2 separate regions of the Homo sapiens genome follow, and region 2 is linked to region 1. A link is an interaction called in ENCODE POLR2A ChIA-PET data of the cell type or tissue named here. Cell type or tissue: Panc1. All regions are shown on one strand. Each heading gives the region's core, and the rest is flanking DNA. Links, peaks and the distances in the headings are about the cores only. Region 1 overlaps PITPNC1 (phosphatidylinositol transfer protein cytoplasmic 1). Region 2 overlaps PITPNC1 (phosphatidylinositol transfer protein cytoplasmic 1).

What was found. ChIA-PET counts read pairs that join two places held together with the same protein. Peaks named below come from ENCODE experiments on the same cell type or tissue, not always from the same donor. Only the 100,000 strongest peaks of a DNase experiment are listed, where the experiment ranks them.
Region 2: POLR2A ChIA-PET joins it to region 1 with 11 read pairs; 3 of 35 experiments call an interaction of 5 or more read pairs at or near these places.

Annotation. Positions count from the first base shown.
Region 1 is chr17:67,612,575-67,617,951 of GRCh38, reverse strand. The region is part of intron 5 of PITPNC1 (phosphatidylinositol transfer protein cytoplasmic 1); the gene reads right to left. Among named protein-coding and RNA genes, the nearest start is that of NOL11, 100 kb to the left of the region's middle. In Panc1, for the core only: no CTCF peak of the experiment used is centred there; no DNase peak of the experiment used is centred there.
Region 2 is chr17:67,421,861-67,427,237 of GRCh38, reverse strand. The region is part of intron 1 of PITPNC1 (phosphatidylinositol transfer protein cytoplasmic 1); the gene reads right to left. Among named protein-coding and RNA genes, the nearest start is that of MIR548AA2, 47 kb to the left of the region's middle. RefSeq lists an enhancer at 4,625-5,377. In Panc1, for the core only: no CTCF peak of the experiment used is centred there; a DNase peak (open chromatin) is centred at 5,187; H3K27ac peaks cover 2,339 bases.

The DNA.
Region 1 (5,377 bases), core at 134-5,133:
CTCATGTCTCCCAGGAACCTCAGAATGTGACCTTGTTTGGAAATAGGGTCTTTGCAGATGTAATTAGTTAAGGATCTTGAGATGAAGTCATCCTGGATTTAGGGTGGCTCCTAAATCTGACGACTGGTATCCTTATGTGAAGAGGAGAGGACACAGATACGATTAAGGCACAGGGCAGTTCACACAGGGGGATGAAAGTCATGTAAAGACAGAGGCAGAGATTAGAGTGTTGCAGCCCTGAGCCAAGAAACGCCTGGAGCCACCAGAGGCTGGAAGAGGCAAGGAGGGATCATCCCCAAGAGCCTGACCTTGACCTGGGACTTCTGGCCTCCAGAACTGCAAGAGAATCAATTTCTGTTGTCTCAAACCACCCAATTTGTGATGATTTGTTTTGGCGGCCCTGGGAAACTATTACAACTCTCTGGGTTTAATTTTGTTTGTTTGTTTTGAGACAGAGTCTTGCTCTGTCACCCAGGCTGGAGTGCAGTGGTGCAATCTCAGCTTACTGCAAACTCTGCAGCTGGGTTCAAGTGATTCTCCTGCCTCAGCCTCCCAAATAGCTGGGTTACAGGTGTGCACCACTATGCCTGGCTAATTTTTATATTTTTATTAGAGGCAGGTTCTCACTATGGTGGCCAGGCTAGTCTCAAACTCCTGACCTCAAGTGATCCACCCACCTCGGCCTCCCGAAGTGCTGGGATTACAGGCATGAGCCACTGTGCCCAGCCAACTCTCTGGTTTTTAAAGGACCTCTTTCTTCCATTCTCCAGATTAAGACCGTCCCTGTAGCCAGAAAAGCTGGCCTTCCCTGAGGCCTCACTGTCCCAAATATTCATGAATGAAGGCAACTAGGCTTTTTTTGGTTCTCTGTTATTAAATGTGTGCAGGAAGAAGGAAGGGTTAGAACACTCAAAAAGAACACATTAAATGTGGCGTTCAGACCGGCCGATGGTGGACATTTGTCCTTTTTTTTCTCTGCCCACCCCAAAGGTCACAGAAAATTCAAAACAACAGATAAAAACCTGTCAACAACAATACACCGGAGAGAAAGAAGGACAGGAATAACTTCAGGCGTGGCTCATCTGCGAAGTTTAACATAAAAAGCCGCTGACGAACGCACCAGGCGAAAATGAGAACAGTAAGATGAAAAAGCAGAGGCTGCCTGGGAAAGTGGTGAGGCAGAGATCTAAGAGTAAAAAGGATAACAAAGTGGATAGGAATCCACAGTGGGGTCCCTTTGAGGGAAAGGGCACGTTTATTCCAGGGTTTGTGTCTAAAAAGAGCACCAGCAAACCGGTGCTCAACAAAAGGGTTGAGAACCATTTTGTGCCATGACCTGAAGTCCCACATACGGTAAACCCTGGCTCATCTGGGTGAAATAAAGGGTGAGGAAGAAGATTCAAGGGGCAGTGATCAGAGTGATACAGTGACCGATGAGAAAAAGATGCTGTTTGGAAAAACAACGTTCTAATCAGGTGCCCTAGATCATGGTAACTCATTAAGAGGACAGAGGCTGGGCACGGTGGCTCATGCCTGTAACCCCAGCACTTTGGGAGGCCAAGGCTGGTGGATCACCTCAGGTCAGGAGTTCGAGACCAGCCTAGCCAACATGGTAAAACCCATTTTGTACTAAAAATACAAAAATTTGCTGGGCGTGGTAGTGCACCCCTGTAATCCCAGGTACCCGGGAGGCTGAGGCAGGAGAATTGCTTGAACCCGGGAGGCTGAGGCTGCAGTGAGCTGAGATCGTGCCATTGCACTCCAGCCTGGGCGACAAGAATGAAACTCCATCTCAACAAACAAACAAACAAACAAAAAAGAGGACAGAAAAGTACAGAAAAGTACCAAAGTACATGCGGAAGGATCACAAATGCTATGACTCAATTCATTTACTAAAGAGGCTGTAAGGGCACAAAATCACTTCTAAGTTACAGTTCCCAGGGCAGCTGCAACAATGGCCCTTTCATGAGTTTGGCCTAATTTTGGTGCAAAGTAGCCTCAGTCCGAATTCTCCTCTGGGCTGCAGCCTCCCTTGGGCACACAGATGGTCTCAGGAGTCTAGGCCAACACTTCACATGTGCACATGTAGACACTGGCACCAGCGACGCAGAACGGTTTCCCCGAAGTATGATCAATAATGCCTCCTAAAATAAGCCTCAGAAGCTGAGCTTAAAAATAGCTCCAATTTCTCCCCGTTCCTTCTTATTTCAATTCACAGGGTGGTCTCTGGGAACTAGAACTGCTGGTTTTCTCTACAATTGACAAATCGATATTGAACCTGGAGACACTCACGGGCCAGCCTTTCACAGCCTCGGTGTTCGGTGTGTGCCATGTGGAGGTGAATTTGATCCTCATCCTTCTTGGAAGAATGAATTCTTTGCACAAACAGGCAGGGTTCCTGACACAGCCACTACACTAGCTCAGCCTCAAGAGAATGAAATACTGAGACAGATGGCTGGCTATGGCTCGTGCGGTGGGGTGGCCACACGAGGCATCGAAAGACAAGGAGGCCGGCAGCCCTGCTCTCTGAGTTTCCTCCTCTTGTTCACCAAGCAAGCGTCCCGAGGTACTTAGGGGCTTGTGTCTCCTTCCAGCTCATTCCTGGTGAGCCTCTCTGGGCAAAAACAATGGAATGGGCACTAGCCCAAAAACACTTAAGAATCACGATAGATTGCATCTACTGTCAGAAAAAGCAAAAGAAAGGAACAAATCGTTACTTGTTCCTGGTAGGCTGTGTTTGGTTTGGTTTTCGCATCTATGTGGATTGGCTGTAATAACCTCCCAAGGCAAACTACGCAAGGCCTCCTGGCTGAGCTCCACGGGCCCCTGCTCCCCAGGGCAGCTGCCCAGAAGACTCCAGAAGGAACCCTCCAGGCACGGGTAAGACAGGCTGGGGCTAGCATGTGGGGAGGGTTTGGCTTCCAGAGCCCTTCCCAGGGTTGTGGTAGAATTAGGTATGAGGCCCCTGGGTGGGCCTGTTGTTTCTATTTTTCCCCAATGGGGAGAAACCCGCCACTCTTGCCTTCATAGACCAGCTCTCACATATACTCTCGTGAATCAATTCTGGCGTCTGTGATGTCATTAAAAACTTTTTTTTTTTTAGTAGAGACGGGGTCCCACTATATTCCCCAGGCTGCTCTCAAACTCCTGGGGCTCAAGCTGTCCTCCTGCCTCAACCTCCCAAAGTCCTGGGATTACAGGTATGAGCCATTGTGCCTGGGCTGTGATGTCATTTTTAATTTATTTTTATTTATTTTATATATTTATTTTTTTTTTTTTTGAGACGGAGTCTCACTCTGTTGCCCAGGCTGGAGTGCAGTGGGGCAATCTCAGCTCACTCCAGCCTCTGCCTCCCAGGTTCAAGCGATTCTCCTCCCTCAGCCTCCCGAGTAGCTGGGACTACAGCCATGTGCCACCACACCTGGCTAATTTTTGTATTCTTAGTAGAGATGCGGTTTCACTATGTTGCTCAGGCTGATCTCGAGCTCATGAGCTCAAGCAAAACTCCCCACCTTGGCCTCCCAAAGTGCTGGGATTATAGGCGTGAACCACCGTGCCTGGCCAATTTTTTTAATAACATTTTCTTTTCTCCTTTTTTCTTATCACAATCATACTACTTCTTTATTTTGGAAAGAATAAAGAATCTTTATTCTGGAATCTCATCTGTGATTCCGTAATAAAGTGTCAGTTCGTCCCTCACTGGGTAGTAGAGAAGATCTGAGGACATAAAGTAGGGAAAGCCCACTTCATTTTGATCTGGGCTGGGAAGTACCCTGCCAGCGACAGATGTTAGTATCACCAAGGAAGGGAAAGCACCCACAAGCCTAGCGCTCTTTTTTCTTTTTCTTTTCTTTTCTTTTTTTTTGAGACAGAGTCTTGTTCTGTTGCTCAGGCTGGAGTGCAGTGGCGCGATCATGGGTCACTGTAGCCTCAACCTCCCTAGGCTCAGGTGATCCTCCCACCTCGGTCTCCTGAGTTGCTGGGAATATAGGCTACTTTTTTTTTTTTTTTTTTTTTTTTTTGTAGAGATAGGGTTTTGCCATGTTGCCCAGACTGGTTTCGAACTCCTGGGCTCAAGTGATCCTCCAGCATTGACCTCCTAAACCAGCACTCCTTTTTTTTTTTTTTTGAGACGGAGTCTCACTCTGTTGCCCAGGCTGGAGTGCAGTGGTACCATCTCAGCTCACTGCAACCTCTGCCTCTTGGGTTCAAGCAATTCTCCTGCCTCACTCAGCCTCCTAAGCAGCTGGGATTACAGACACATGCCACTACACCTGGTTAATTTTTGTATTTTGGTAGAGATGAGGTTTCACCATGTTGACCAGGCTGGCCTCAAACTCTTGACCTCAAGTAATCTGCCCACTTTGGCCTCCCAAAGCCAGCACTCATTTTTAAGGTCTGAATTGCATTTCAATATATGGCTGTAACATAAATGAGCCAATCTGCAACTGTTACATGTTTAAGACCTTTCCTTTTTATTTTTCTCTTTTTTAACGTTATTTATAATAACACAGTGAACATCTATAATAAAATGCTAACCTTTGATCGCTGATGACCTAATGAATCTCCTGGATATCTCAGACACTTTTCCTGAATTCCAGATCCATTGATATCAACTGACTATTAGACATATTCGAAGTTAACATTCATCATCTCTACCTTTACCACTTTGGCTGTAAGGTTTAAGTTTGTTTTCCTTTGTGGTCCTTTAATCATCCAAGGTCAAAACTTGGGTGTTATCCTACATTCTTATTTCTTTTTTTGATCGCTCTTGCTGCCCAGGCTGGAGTGCAATGGCGTGATCTCGGCTCACCGCAACCACTGCCTCCTGGGTTCAAGTGATTCTCCTGCCTCAGCATCCTGAGTAGCTGGGATTACAGGCATGCGCCACCACTCCCAGCTAATTTTTTGTATTTTTAGTAGAGACAGGGTTTCTCCACATTGGTCAGGCTAGTCTCAAACTCCCGACCTCAGGTGATCTGCCCACCTCAGCCTCCCGAAGTGCTGTGATTATAGGCCTGAACCACTGTGTCCGGCCATTACACTCTTATTTCTTTCTCATTCTCACATGTGGTCAGACATGAAGTTCTATTCACTCCACTGCCTCTGTATCTCACAAATCCACCTTCCTGATAGACGTTTGAATCCCCCATCTCACCTGCACAACTGCTGGACTCTTAACTCTTTTTCTCTTGAGACTCTGATCTCCACATCCACCCATTGATCCATCCATCCATCCATCCATCCATCCATCCATCCATCCATCCATCCATCCATCCGCCCATCCATCCACCCAGCCACACCCCAACCATGAGTTTTCTTCCCAATATGCTAGGAAGCTTTCTTCAATGCTCCTGGAACATATCAGTTTATGGTG
Region 2 (5,377 bases), core at 219-5,218, 190 kb after region 1:
CTCTGTCTCAAAAAAATAAATAAATAAATAGTGAGAAAGTATACATTGTGGGAAAGAAAGAAAGTAGCCAGGGTCTCACAATGCCCAGAGCCCTGACTATTAGTATGAACTCATTCCAGACAACCAGGAGAACTCCTCCAGGGCCAATCATGGAGACTTTTTCAGGATTAGGAGAAGGTCACCTGAGACAGCACCTCGGTGCCATTAGGACTCACAGGGACCTCAAAACTTATGTTTGCTGCAAAGGAGAGGTGCATGTAAGCATGGTGCTCAGAACTCACCAGCATGTGAAAAGAACTTCAGAGTAAACAGGAATTCAAGCATCATCAGTTTGTTTCACATCAAACATGGATACTCTTACCAAGCATTTATGAGGAATCCATTTTACAGGAAACAAATGTGGAACAAATTTGTATGCAAATTAAATAAGTTTTTAAAAAAATCATGATGATACATAAATATGGAAGCTTCCTTTCTCTAAACATATGTAATTTATTTTTTATTTTTATTTTAAGTTCTGGGATACATGTGCAGAATGAGCAGTTTTGTTACATAGGTATATGTGTGCCATGGTGGTTTGCTGCACCTATTGATCCATCCTCTAAATCCCTCCCCTCGCCCCCCACCCTCCAACAGGCCCCGGTGTGTGTTGTTCCCCTCCCTGTGTCCATGTGTTCTCATTGTTCAACTCCCACTTATGAGTGAGAACACGTGGTGTTTGGTTTTCTGTTCCTCTGTTAGTTTGTTGAGGATGATGGCTTCCAGCTTCATCCATGTTCCTGCAAAGGACATGATCTCATTCCTTTTTATGGCTGTATAGTATTCCATGGTGTATATGTACCACATTTTCTTTATCCAGTCTATCGTTGATGGGCATTTGGGTTGATTCCATGTGTTTGCTCTTGTAAATCGTGCCACAATAAACATACATGTGCATGTGTCTTTATAGTAGAATGATTTATATTTCTTAGGGCATATACCCAGTAATGGGATTGCTGGGTCAAATGGTATTTCTGGTTCTAGAGTCTTGAGGAATCCCCATACTGTCTTCCACAATGGTGGAACGAATTTACCTTCCCACCAACAGTGTAAAAGCATTCCTATTTCTCCACAGCCAAACATATGTAATTTATATTCAAAAGAATTTCTTACTCCAAAGTATGATTTTCAAGCTCCAAAGAGCACAGGAAGTGTATGATGGTCTATGAAGTGATCAGCAAAAGGGATTGCAGGAGGGAGGCCTATGTGTTAAATAAAGTTTTATTGAAACACAGTCACACTCACTCCTTGACCCTATTGTCTATGGTTGCTTTTGAGCTACAATGGCAGAGTTGAGTGGTTGTGACATAGACCTTATGATCGGCAAAGGCAAAAATATTTACTTTCTGGCCTTTTAAGAAAAACTTTGCTGCCTGGCATGGTGGCTTGCACCTGTAATCCCAGCACTCTGGGAGGCTGAGGTGAAAGGATCACGTAAGGCTAGGAGTTTGAGACCAGCCTGGGCAACACAGTGAGACCCCATCTCTTTAAAAAAAAAATTTTTTTTTAATTAGCCAAGCGTGGTGGTGTGTGCCTCTGGTCCCAGCTACTTGGGAGGTGGAGGCAGGAAGATCGCTTGAGCCCAGGAGTGCAAAGTTGCAATGAGGCATGATTGCGCCACTGCACTCCAGCCCGGGTGACAGAGCAAGACCCTGTCTCTAAAAAAAAAAGAAAGAAAGAAAAGAAATAGCGAATGAGAGAGAAGGAAGGAAGGAGGGAGGGAGGGAGGGGAAGGGAGAGAAAGAGTGAGAGAAAGAGAGAGGAAAAGAAAGAAGACAGGAAGAAGAAAGAAAAGAAAAAAAAAGTTTGTCAACCCTTGCCCATAGCAAGGGTTTAGGACTTGAATAAGCTGTGACCATTTCTGAGGGGTTCATTCTCCCATACCATGGTGATTCTTCTTTCTCTAGAGAGGTCATTTCTCTCTCTCTCTCCCTCTGTGTGTGTGTGTGTGTGTGTGTGTGTGTGTGTGTGTGTGTGTGTGTGTGTGTGTGTGTGCGTGTGCGTGCGCGCGCACAACATGGCTGTTTATTTCACCTGGGTGCAGGCGGGCTGAGTCCGAAAAGAGTCAGCGAAGTGTGGTGGATTATCATTAGTTCTTACAGGTTTTGGGATAGGCGGTGGAATTTGGAGGAATGTTTTGCAGGCAGGGGGTGGATCTCACAAAGTACATTCTTAAGGGTGGGGAGAATTATAAAGAAACTTCTTAAGGGTGGGGAAGATTACAAAGTACATTGATCAGTTAGGGTGGGGCAGAAACAAATCACAATGATGGAATGTCATCAGTTAAGGCTATTTTCACTTCTTTTGTGGATCTTCAGTTGCTTCAGGCCATCTGGATGTATACACGAAGGTCACATGCTTAGCTTGGGCTGAGAGGCCTGACACTGAGGCAAGAGAATCGCCTGAACCTAGGAGGCGGAGGTTGCAGCGAGCCGATCACGCCACTGTACTCCAACCTCTGCAACCTACTTATTGACTGCATGAATTGTCGAATTGTCTCCTCAGCTCAGTTTTGTATATTTGCTTGTTTGTTTGTTTTTGTGAGACGGAGTCTTCCTCTGTCGCCCAAGCAGGAGCACAGTAGTGCGATCCCGGATCACTGCAACCTTCGCCTCCCAGGTTCAGGCGATTCCTCTGCCTCAGCCTCCTGAGTAGCTGGGATTACAGGCGCCCACCACCACGCCCAGCTAATTCTTGAATTTTTAGAAGAGACAAGGTTTCACCATGTTGGCCAGGCTGGTCTCGAACTCCTGGCCTCAGGTTATCTTCCTGCCTCGGCATCCCAAAGTGCTGGGATTACAGGAGTGAGCCACTGCGCCCAGCCAGCCCAGTTTTCTTGAAGGTCAAGTGGTAATCTTGCATAGTTATAGTTTGGATTAAATACGATGGTGACATAGTGCCTACATCACAGTCCCTCTTATGCCATTCTTCCTCTTCTTGCTGGAAGAGAAGTCCCAACTCTTAAATTCTCTCCCTCCACCTTGAAAGTCCTTTCTCTATTGGCTTCTACCATACCATTCGCTAGTTTTCCTGCTTTTTCTCTGTCCATCCCATCTCACTTTTATTCTTGAGCTCCTCATCCTCAACTCTATTTTTTTTTTTTTTTTTTTTTTGAGACAGTCTCCCACTGTTGCCTAGGCTGGAGTCACAATTCTAGAGAGGTCATTTCTTAAGTGGCATATGAAGAGTTGTAAAATGTAACAGGAACACCAATAGGTTTTGGATTGGTGTTAAACCAATTTCAGAGAAGTGTGACTTTCAGGACTGCAAGAAATCTACTTGAAACCTCTTCTGTGAAACTGATCCCGAAGTTTCAGCCCTGAATCCAAATGAGGACAGAGATGCCCAAGAGGGAGCATTGCAACTCTCCACTGTGGGACCTGGGCCACATATTCCCTCCTGGCTTCAGGACAGAAATCTGTAACTGCTCTTGAAGGAGCCACAGAAACGCTCTTCTTTTCTTTAGCAACTTTCTTCCATTTGTCCTTTGCTCCAGAACTATAGGATGGAAACCCACAAAGACATACCTGGGCGCACATCCATCCTTATTCAAATGCAGGTGGACCTTCAGGGAGGCTGAGGCAGGAGGATCGCTTAAGCCCAGAAGTGCATGGTTGCAGTGAGGCATGATTTCAGGTAGACTTTCATTTAAATGAGCATGGATTTGCGCCTAGTCAGGTCGGTTGAAAATACTAGTAATCAGATTTGAAAATACTAATATTCAGGTTTCGCCACCTCTCTGTACCAAGCCCACATCCTTGCCTTTAGAAAGTCAGGCCTGCTAGGTGGGGTCACCGGGGTGCTCCAGGCAAATATCATCCCCCTCTCCCAAGGTAAGGGCCCTGCCAGGCAATGGAGAGTATTTCTCCAACACACCATGTTTCCAATATCTGTCAGAGAAAAGACCTGATTCAACTTGTATCCAGTGATTTGAAAGCTAAACCCAAATCTCAATGTCATTCTGACAATATTTCTATTAAATAAAATCCTCTGTTTCCTTGGGGGCTTTTAAAATCAATCTGCCACAAAAAGCTTCCGAACAAGTTAATAACGCAGACGTGCTGACTCACACTCCCCAGCAAGCACTCCTCCATGAAGAATCAATGGACTTTGTTCAACATATCAAAACAGTTAGCAGTTGAGCCGTAATGCAATTAAAACACAGCTCTTCCTTACCCAACTCTTCCTCATGTTAAAAAAAAAAAAATGCTAGCATACTGAACTCTTGGGAGTTACAGAATCAAAATCTCAGATGAGTCTGTTAGAGCTGAACTAACATTTACTAAGTGTATATCACACCAAAGACACTGAGGCACGTACATACACTACCCTGCAAACTAGACATTGTTTGAGTAAGCTAGACCGGCGTGGTAGCTCACGACTTTTATTCCCAGCACTTTGGGAGGCTGAGGTGGGCAGATCACGTGAGGTCAGGAGTTCGAGACCAGCCTGGCCAACATGGTGAAACCCATCCCTACTAAAAATACAAAAATTAGCCGAGTGTAGTAGTCTAATCCCAGCTACGCAGGAGGCTGAGGCAGGAGAATCTCTTGAACCTGGGAGGTAGAGGTTGCAGTGAGCCGAGATCACACCACCGTGCTCCAGCCTGGGTGACAGAGCAAGACTCTGTCTCAAAAAAAAGAAAAAAAGAAAGACAGTGAGCAAGCTAGGGCTGGGCAGGTGGGTGTGGTGGCTCACACCTGTATGTACTCAGGAGGCCAAGGCAAGAGGATGGCTTGAGCCCAGGAGCTCAAGACCAGCCTAGGCAACATAGCAAGACCTCATCTCTATTTTAAAAAATAAATAATGAGGAAATTGAAGCTTAGAGAGTTGAAATGACTTGTCCACGGCCTAATAAGACAAAATTGGGATTCAAACTCAGTCTGTCTCCAAATCTCTGTCTCTCCATATGCCACTCACCTCCAACTCTATGCAATGGTAAGTAGACAATGTCAAAGGAATGTATTAATAGCCTTCCTTCCTCCTAGGATGGGCCTGGGAACATGCTGTTTTGTTTTTCCCTCTGCCCCTCCTTTTAGTCATTGGAAGCGTATGTTGGCACATCCTTCTTTCAGATGATGTGGTTTAAGCCTTCTTGGGTACAGTCACAATTGAGTCATACTTCCTGCAAGTCACACCAGCTCACCTTGCCTGAGTTCTAAGGGTTCACAGATTCTTGGCTCATCTCGCACTGTAAATTTCAACTTCAATTCGAGGTCATTTCCTGTTGGCCTCATGTGTCACCTACATGCATAATTTGCCTCTCAATGTTATTCCTGGAAGGTCTCTCATTGCCTTGGCTGTGTTAGAGGGTGAGTCCCATCAAGGAAGGATTTGG